2 separate regions of the Homo sapiens genome follow, and region 2 is linked to region 1. The links are chromatin contacts, found by Hi-C or POLR2A ChIA-PET in ENCODE. All regions are on one chromosome and are shown on one strand. Each heading gives the region's core, a stretch centred on a gene start or an enhancer-like site at or near the end of the contact. The rest is flanking DNA. Distances are from core to core; before and after follow the strand shown.

Evidence for each region. Hi-C counts contacts between places; a loop is a spot of excess contacts on that map. ChIA-PET counts read pairs that join two places held with the same protein, here RNA polymerase II (POLR2A). Pooled maps may share reads with other maps.
Region 2: a map with no recorded cell type shows a loop between it and region 1 (3-fold over the local background). The contact joins the promoter of LINC01191 here to the promoter of LINC02936 in region 1. A Hi-C loop is called at or near these places in 4 of 37 single-sample maps with no recorded cell type and 5 of 50 pooled maps. POLR2A ChIA-PET finds 5 or more read pairs at or near these places in 3 of 52 experiments (HEK293, activated CD4-positive, alpha-beta T cell and activated T-cell).

The regions. Positions count from the first base shown.
Region 1 is chr2:113,702,675-113,705,844 of GRCh38, forward strand. LINC02936 (long intergenic non-protein coding RNA 2936) reads right to left here and starts at 1,500. Exons shown (of 3, transcript NR_186169.1): 1 at 1,023-1,500. It also overlaps a transcript of SLC35F5 not described here.
Region 2 is chr2:113,978,161-113,981,651 of GRCh38, forward strand. It overlaps LINC01191 (long intergenic non-protein coding RNA 1191), which reads left to right and starts at 1,409. Exons shown (of 2, transcript NR_148509.1): 1 at 1,409-1,968. LINC02992 (long intergenic non-protein coding RNA 2992) reads right to left here and starts at 1,824. Exons shown (of 1, transcript NR_034130.1): 1 at 1-1,824. RefSeq lists an enhancer at 1,277-1,426 and a silencer at 1,517-1,706.

The sequences.
Region 1 (3,170 bases), core at 250-2,749:
CATTCAATTAGAGAACTGCTGTTTAATATGTTTACTTTTTTACAGGAAGATTTTAAAGAACATTTAACATACTCATTGGGGAAGCAAAATTAAGATACAAGAAGAATTAAAAATCATAGCAAATAGCAAAGATTCCTACTGAGTAAAATATGGGCCAGGCACGGTGGCTCACATCTGTAATCCTAGCACTTTGGGAAGCTAAGGCAGGCAGATTGCTTGAGGCCAGGAGTTCGAGACCAGCCTAGGCAAAATAGCAAGACCTCATTGCTACTAAAAATCAAAAAACTTAGCCAGGCTTGTTGGTGTGCACCTGTAGTCCCAGCAACTTGAGAGGCTGAGGTGGGAGAATCACTTGAGCCCTGGTAGTGGAGGTTGCAATGAGCCAAGATCATGCCACTGTACTCCAGCCTGGGTGACAGAGCAAGACCCCATCTCAAAAAAATAAATAAATAAAAATAAAGTATAACTCAAAGTTTAATGAATCTCTTTCTCTCTCTCTCTCTCTCTCTCTGTAAAAATAAGCATGTCTTGACCTTCATCTCTCTCCCTGGATATACTCAACAGATCTTAAAGTAAAACTTCACCAAAGGGAAACAATGTGTCACACGACTCACGAGTTACAACCCCTATTGTTACAGTCCATATGCTAAAAGCAAGGATTTTTCTAATTATGGAACAAATTAGCTTATGTAAATTCTTAGGCGTAGGAAAAATGTATTTCCCTGCTTATGATTAAAAGCCAACAAAATATAATTCCAATTTTAAAACAAATCCCCTTACCAAACCCCAACAGCAAAGTGCTGCCCCTACAAACCTCACAGCAAATAGAGAGTCCTTATTCTCAGTGACTAGCAGCTGCCTCTTTTCTCACTCCTCTCCAGCTTCAATTAACCTAATGCCCTCTGAGACATTTTGGCAGTAATTGCAAAGCTTCTTCCGGTTTGGGAATCTAATTTAATTAGATTGGCGAGACTTGATTTTAGATGTTTCTCCTCAATACCAATTCAAAACTTAATACTTACTTTGCTTTTGTTTCCTGGTAATAACTGGTTTACGGCCCTGAGAAGAAAAACTGGGGCCAATAAAACAAGCTGGATTAGCCTGGTTCTTCACTGACTCCACAATTGGCCTACCATTTGTGCAAAGTCCACTCCAGGAGAAAAATGCTTTGAAGGTGGGACTCTAACATCCTAATGTGTCCGGACTCAGTGGGTTCTCGGTCTCACTGACTTCCAGAATGAAGCCGTGGCTCCTCGCGGTGAGTGTTACAGTTCTTAAAGGCGGCATGTCCGGAGTTGGTTCCTTCTGATGTTCGGAGTTTCTTCCTTCTGGTGGGTTCGTGGTCTCGCCGGCTCAGGAGTGAAGCTGCGGACCTTCACCGTGAGTGTTACAGCTCATAAAGGCAGTGTGGACCCAAAGAGTGAGCAGCAGCAAGATTTATTGCAAAAAGCGAAAGAACAAAGCTCCCACAGCTCGGTAAGGGAACCCCAGCGAGTCGCCACTGGGGGCTCGGGCAGCCCGCTTTTATTCTCTTATCTGGCCCCACCCACATCCTCTGATTGGTCCATTTTACAGAGAGCGAGTGGTCTGTTTTGACAGGGCGCTGATTGGTGCGTTTACAATCCCTGAGCTAGACACAAAGGTTCTCCAAGTCCCCACCAGAGTCAGGAGCCCAGCCGGCTTCACCCAGCGGATCCCGCACAGGGGCCACAGGTGGAGCTGCCCGCCAGTCCCGCGCCCTGCGCCCGCACTCCTCAGCCCTTGGGTAGTTGATGGGACTGGGCACCGCGGAGCAGGGGGCGCTCTGGCCACACAGGAGCCCACGGAGCTGGGAAGGCTCAGGCATGGCGGGCTGCAGGTCCCGAGCCCTGCCCCGCGGGGAGGCAGCTAAGGCCCGGCGAGAAATCGAGCGCAGCGCCGGTGGGCCGGCACTGCTGGGGGACCCGGCACACCCTCCGCAGCCGCTGGCCCGGGTGCTAAGCCCCTCATTGCCCGGGGCCGGCAGGGCCTGCCGGCCGCTCCGAGTGCGGGGCCCGCCGAGCCCACACCCACCCAGAACTCGCGCTGGCCCGCAAGCACCGCGCGCAGCCCCTGTTCCCGCCCTCGCCTCTCCCTCCACACCTCCCCGCAAGCTGGGGGAGCCGCCTCCGGCCTCGGCCAGCCCAGGAAGGGGCTCCCACAGTGCAGCGGCGGGCTGAAGGGCTCCTCAAGTGCCGTCAAACTGGGAAACCAGGCAGAGGAGGCGGGGAGAGTGAGCGAGGGCTGTGACGGCTGCCAGCACGTTGTCACCTCTCACTAATCCAAAGACTGAAGATTAATTGTTGGCCAATATTGCTTCCTTTGTGGATCCGTATCAGTCTAGTATAGAGAACACTAGACTGACAGTCAGAAAATGTGAATTTTGTCAGCAGCCTAGATGTTAAGAAACATGGGGCATATAAGGGTGGTCAGGTAATTTAATGTCTAAACTATGACACTTTTGAAACTGAAAGGGGCACTATTCATGATTGTCCTAGGACAGCAGGTAGAAACTGGGACTGTCCTTGGCAAACCCGGACACCTGGTCACCCTAGAGACCCTTGAAAAATGATGCTGTGGGCCGGGCGCGGTGGCTCACGCCTATAATCCCAGCACTTTGGGAAGCCAAGGAGGGCGGATCACGAGTTCAAGAGATCGAGACCATCCTGACCAACATGGTGAAACCCCGTCTCTACTAAAAATACAAAAATTAGCTGGGTGTGGTGGCGTGCGCCTGTAGTCCCAGCTACTCGGGAGGCTGAGGCAGGAGAATCGCTTGAGCCCAGGAGGTAGAGGTTGCAGTGACCCGAGATCTCGCCACTGCACTCCAGCTTGGGCGACAGAGCAAGATTCCATCTAAAAAAAAAAAAATGCTGTGATTAGTGAACTGATTTTAAATGTTTATCTCTAAAGGTTAGGATTGACAAATGACTAAGTGACTTTTCAAAATAATTAGTAGATGAAGAAAGAAGTTATAAGTAGTCAAGTAGTCAGATCAAGGCTTTAAGAACACTATCTCCTTAAGATTCTATTTTCAGTCTTTCAAGAAAAAAATTTAAGAAATTATTTTTACTCTTTCCCAAAGCTTCTATGAATACACTATCCTGAATGCTTTCATTCTTATCTTTTGTCACTGAAAAATATTTTTCATG
Region 2 (3,491 bases), core at 159-2,658, 280 kb after region 1:
TTATCTCCGGAGAGGGGTTGGTTGTAAACATCCTCAATGGCACCTTTGTTTTATCCCACTAGTTGCCAAATACCTGTGATTCTGCACAGCGCTCCTGGAATGCTCAGAAATTATGACTGGTTACTCTGTCAAAGAAAGTCTTTGTTGTAGAAACTTCCTCATTTGTTCAGGCCTTTGGGTTCTAAGCCCTGAGCCATAGTCTCCCCCGGTTGTTTGCCTGTGTGGGCTAGGGAGGGTGACTGATGTTCACCGTGGGGTGACCACCTTGTCCTGGTTTGGCAGCTGCCTTCCTGCCTTTAGCAGTGACAGTAAAGCAAACCCAGGCGGTTGGTCATCTCGGTGCACTGAGCTGTACACACCAGGGACAGTGCTGGATCCTCACGCAGGTTCAATGAGCTGGGCGATTTGAGGTGGTAGATGCCGTCTTCACATGATTAATCATTTTGTTCTTGGCATTTTCCTAGTAGGTCTCCCTGCTTCCTTTTGCCAGAAAAGGTAAAGTTCTGGAGAAAGAGGTTTTTTCTTGGCTTTTGAGTTCAGGCCTTACAGAGGTAAAACCGAGTAGATGTGGGAGAACATGTGGTAAACAGATACAACTTTCCCGGGATGGGGAGAGAAAAATAGTGAAACTCCATCTCCACTAAAAATACAAAAACTAGCCCGGCGTGGTGGCACGCGCCTGTAATCCCAACTACTTGGGAGGCTGCGGCAGGTGAATCACTTGAAGCCGGGAGGTGAAGGCCGCAGTAACGCTGTTCCCTGCATTGGATGAAGTGCTCCCCACCAAACTCTCTCACCGGAGAGGGTGGGATCTGCGGGCTCCCTGGGTGGCTTGATTTCGACACCCTGTGGGCTGCCTTCCACTCTGGTACTTTCCTCTGCCTGCTGATGCTTGAAATTCCTTGAACCGGCCACACACACCTGCTTTCTGGAATCAGAACACTGGAAAGGCTTCCTGGGACGGGAGAAGAGTGATTTACATTCCTGCCGAGGTGTAAAGCTGCGGATGGCAGGTTCTCTCCTGAGAACCGGCTTCAACTAGGAGGAGGAGGTTGGAAGCAGGACCCCGAGCTGACCTGTTGACCAGGAGAGGAGTAAGCAGAAGGGAGGCAGGAGCGGGCGGAGGAGAGAAGGCCGGGGAGCCGGGATGGGGGTCACCGCCCCCGGGGAGCCGGGATGGGGGTCACCGCCCCCGGGGAGCCCGGATGGGGGTCACCGCCCCCGCCCCCGTGATGCCGAGCTGAAAAAGACAGTCTCCAGGTAGGATAATCCGTCACACTAGATGCATATAGCTTCATGCAAGAAGAGCGACTGTTGCGCTGTCTTCTACCCCCTTTGGCCGCGATCCCGTGACAATGCCGGCATCCGGGCACCAACTGGCTTTTGCGAACCGCTCTCCGCTCCCCGCCCGGATTCCGAAGCCCGGAGCCGTTTACAGTTTGAGGCGCCGTGTGCCGCCCCCTGGTGGCCGGAGGCCGTTACTGTCGCGGCTGAGGGGGCGTCCCGGTGTATCCGCAGCGCGCCCTGGCCGCCCTCTGGTGGCCGGAGGCCGTTACTGTCGCGGCTGAGGGGGCGTCCCGGTGTATCCGCAGCGCGCCCTGGCCGCCCCCTGGTGGCCGGAGGCCGTTACTGTCGCGGCTGAGGGGGCGTCCCGGTGTATCCGCAGCGCGCCCTGGCCGACCCCTGGTGGCCGGAGGCCGTTACTGTCGCGGCTGAAGGGGCGTGTCCCGGTGTATCCGCAGCGCGCCCTGGCTGCCCCCTGGTGGCCGGAGGCCGTTACTGTCGCGGCTGAGGGGGCGTCCCGGTGTATCCGCAGCGCGCCCTGTCCCGCCATATACATTCCGTGCTTTTCAAACACCCGCCGTGGGCTAAGCATGGGACCCACGTGGGGCGGGGACACACGGCGATAAAGAGCCAGGCCCTCGCTGCCAAGGAGCTTTCCCGTAACACCGATGCATCAAACAAAAGGTAGTAAAAGTGCCTGGGTTTTTGCGTTGAAATATCTTTCCCTTCAACTCCCCACAAGGTGCTTTTACTCCCCGTCATCACCACCGCCTGCCAGAGGCAGTAAACTTGGGTCCAGCGGGCCCCTGTCAAGCTGCATAACCACACAGTGAGAGGCTGTCTAGAGAAAGGCGTTTGTTCAGGAGCAGAGCGTTGCAACGGTAACACGCATGTCATAGTAAACTGTGCATATTCGAGGAGGCAGAGGAAGAAAGGAAGAGGAAGGTTTTCAAAGAGAAAGTAAGGAGGATTTCATAATTGTTTTCAAATGGTTATCCTTGGCTACAGAGATCAATAACAAGGGGTTGCCAGTCCAAGGTTAGACAGGCAGTTGCTGGGCGAATGTCCTTGTGGAGGTTTTTTTTTGTTTTTTTTTTTTTATATATATGTGTAAGGCTGTGATGGCCTTTGTGCAAGGTTATGGTTTTGTAGAGCCTTTTGTGTTAGTTTTTGTTATCAGGCATACAAGTGTGGGAGTGCTTTCTTCTTAGCTTTCCCTAGCTCTATTTGTCAAGTTTTTTTTGGTTTGTTTTTTGTTTTTTTTTCCCAAGATGGCGTCTTGCTCTGTCACCCAGACTGGAGTGCAGTGGCACGATCTCGGCTCACTGCAACCTCCACCTCCTGGGTTCAAGCGATTCTCCCGCCTCAGCCTCCTGAGTAGCTGGGAGGTGCCCGCCACCACGCCCAGCTAATTTTTGTATTTTTAGTAGAGACGGGGTTTCACCATGTTGGCCAGGCTGGTCTCGAACTCCTGACCTCAGGTGATCCGCCTGCCTCAGTCTCCCAAAGTGCTGGGATTACAGGCGTGGGCCACTGCGCACAGCCTGAGTTTTTTTTTTTTTAAAGAAAAAACATTAGTAACTCCATTTTGATTCTTACAACTTCCACACCACCTAGCACTTTATCTCCAACCCTCGGGGACAGCTGGTCTTGTAGACTCTGGCAATTCTAGACAATAACCTCACAGACAAACCATGATTACTCATTTCCCTGGGGCATGGCTGCTCTCAGCCCTTCTACATCCCCAGTCCTACTTATTTGCTTATCTCCTGGCCAGGCAAACCTCCTTTCCCCATGAAGTCCTTCCATGCCTGCTCCAAACCCACATGGCCTCTTTATTCTCAGGACTTCTCTCTACCATTATTTTTTTCGTTTTTTTTTTTTTTTTTTTTTTTTTTTAATTTTTATTTTCCAAGTAGACGTGAAGTTCCCCGATGGCTGAGGCTGTGTTACACCAATTTTCTACCCATCCTTCCTTCTTAAATTATGTCCCAGAGCTCCCAAGTTTCTCTTTTATTATGTACAGAAACTGCCTTCTTCCTTTCAAATATTGGGGCTACACTTAGGCCTCATCAACATATTCCCTCACCAGAGATGGGAAGTAGTTAAGTCAGGATAGGCTAAGTTATTGGCAGTAACAATCCTCAATCTCTGTGGGTTAAAATAACAAGGTTTATTTCTTCCTGATGTTTCACAACTACCGTGAA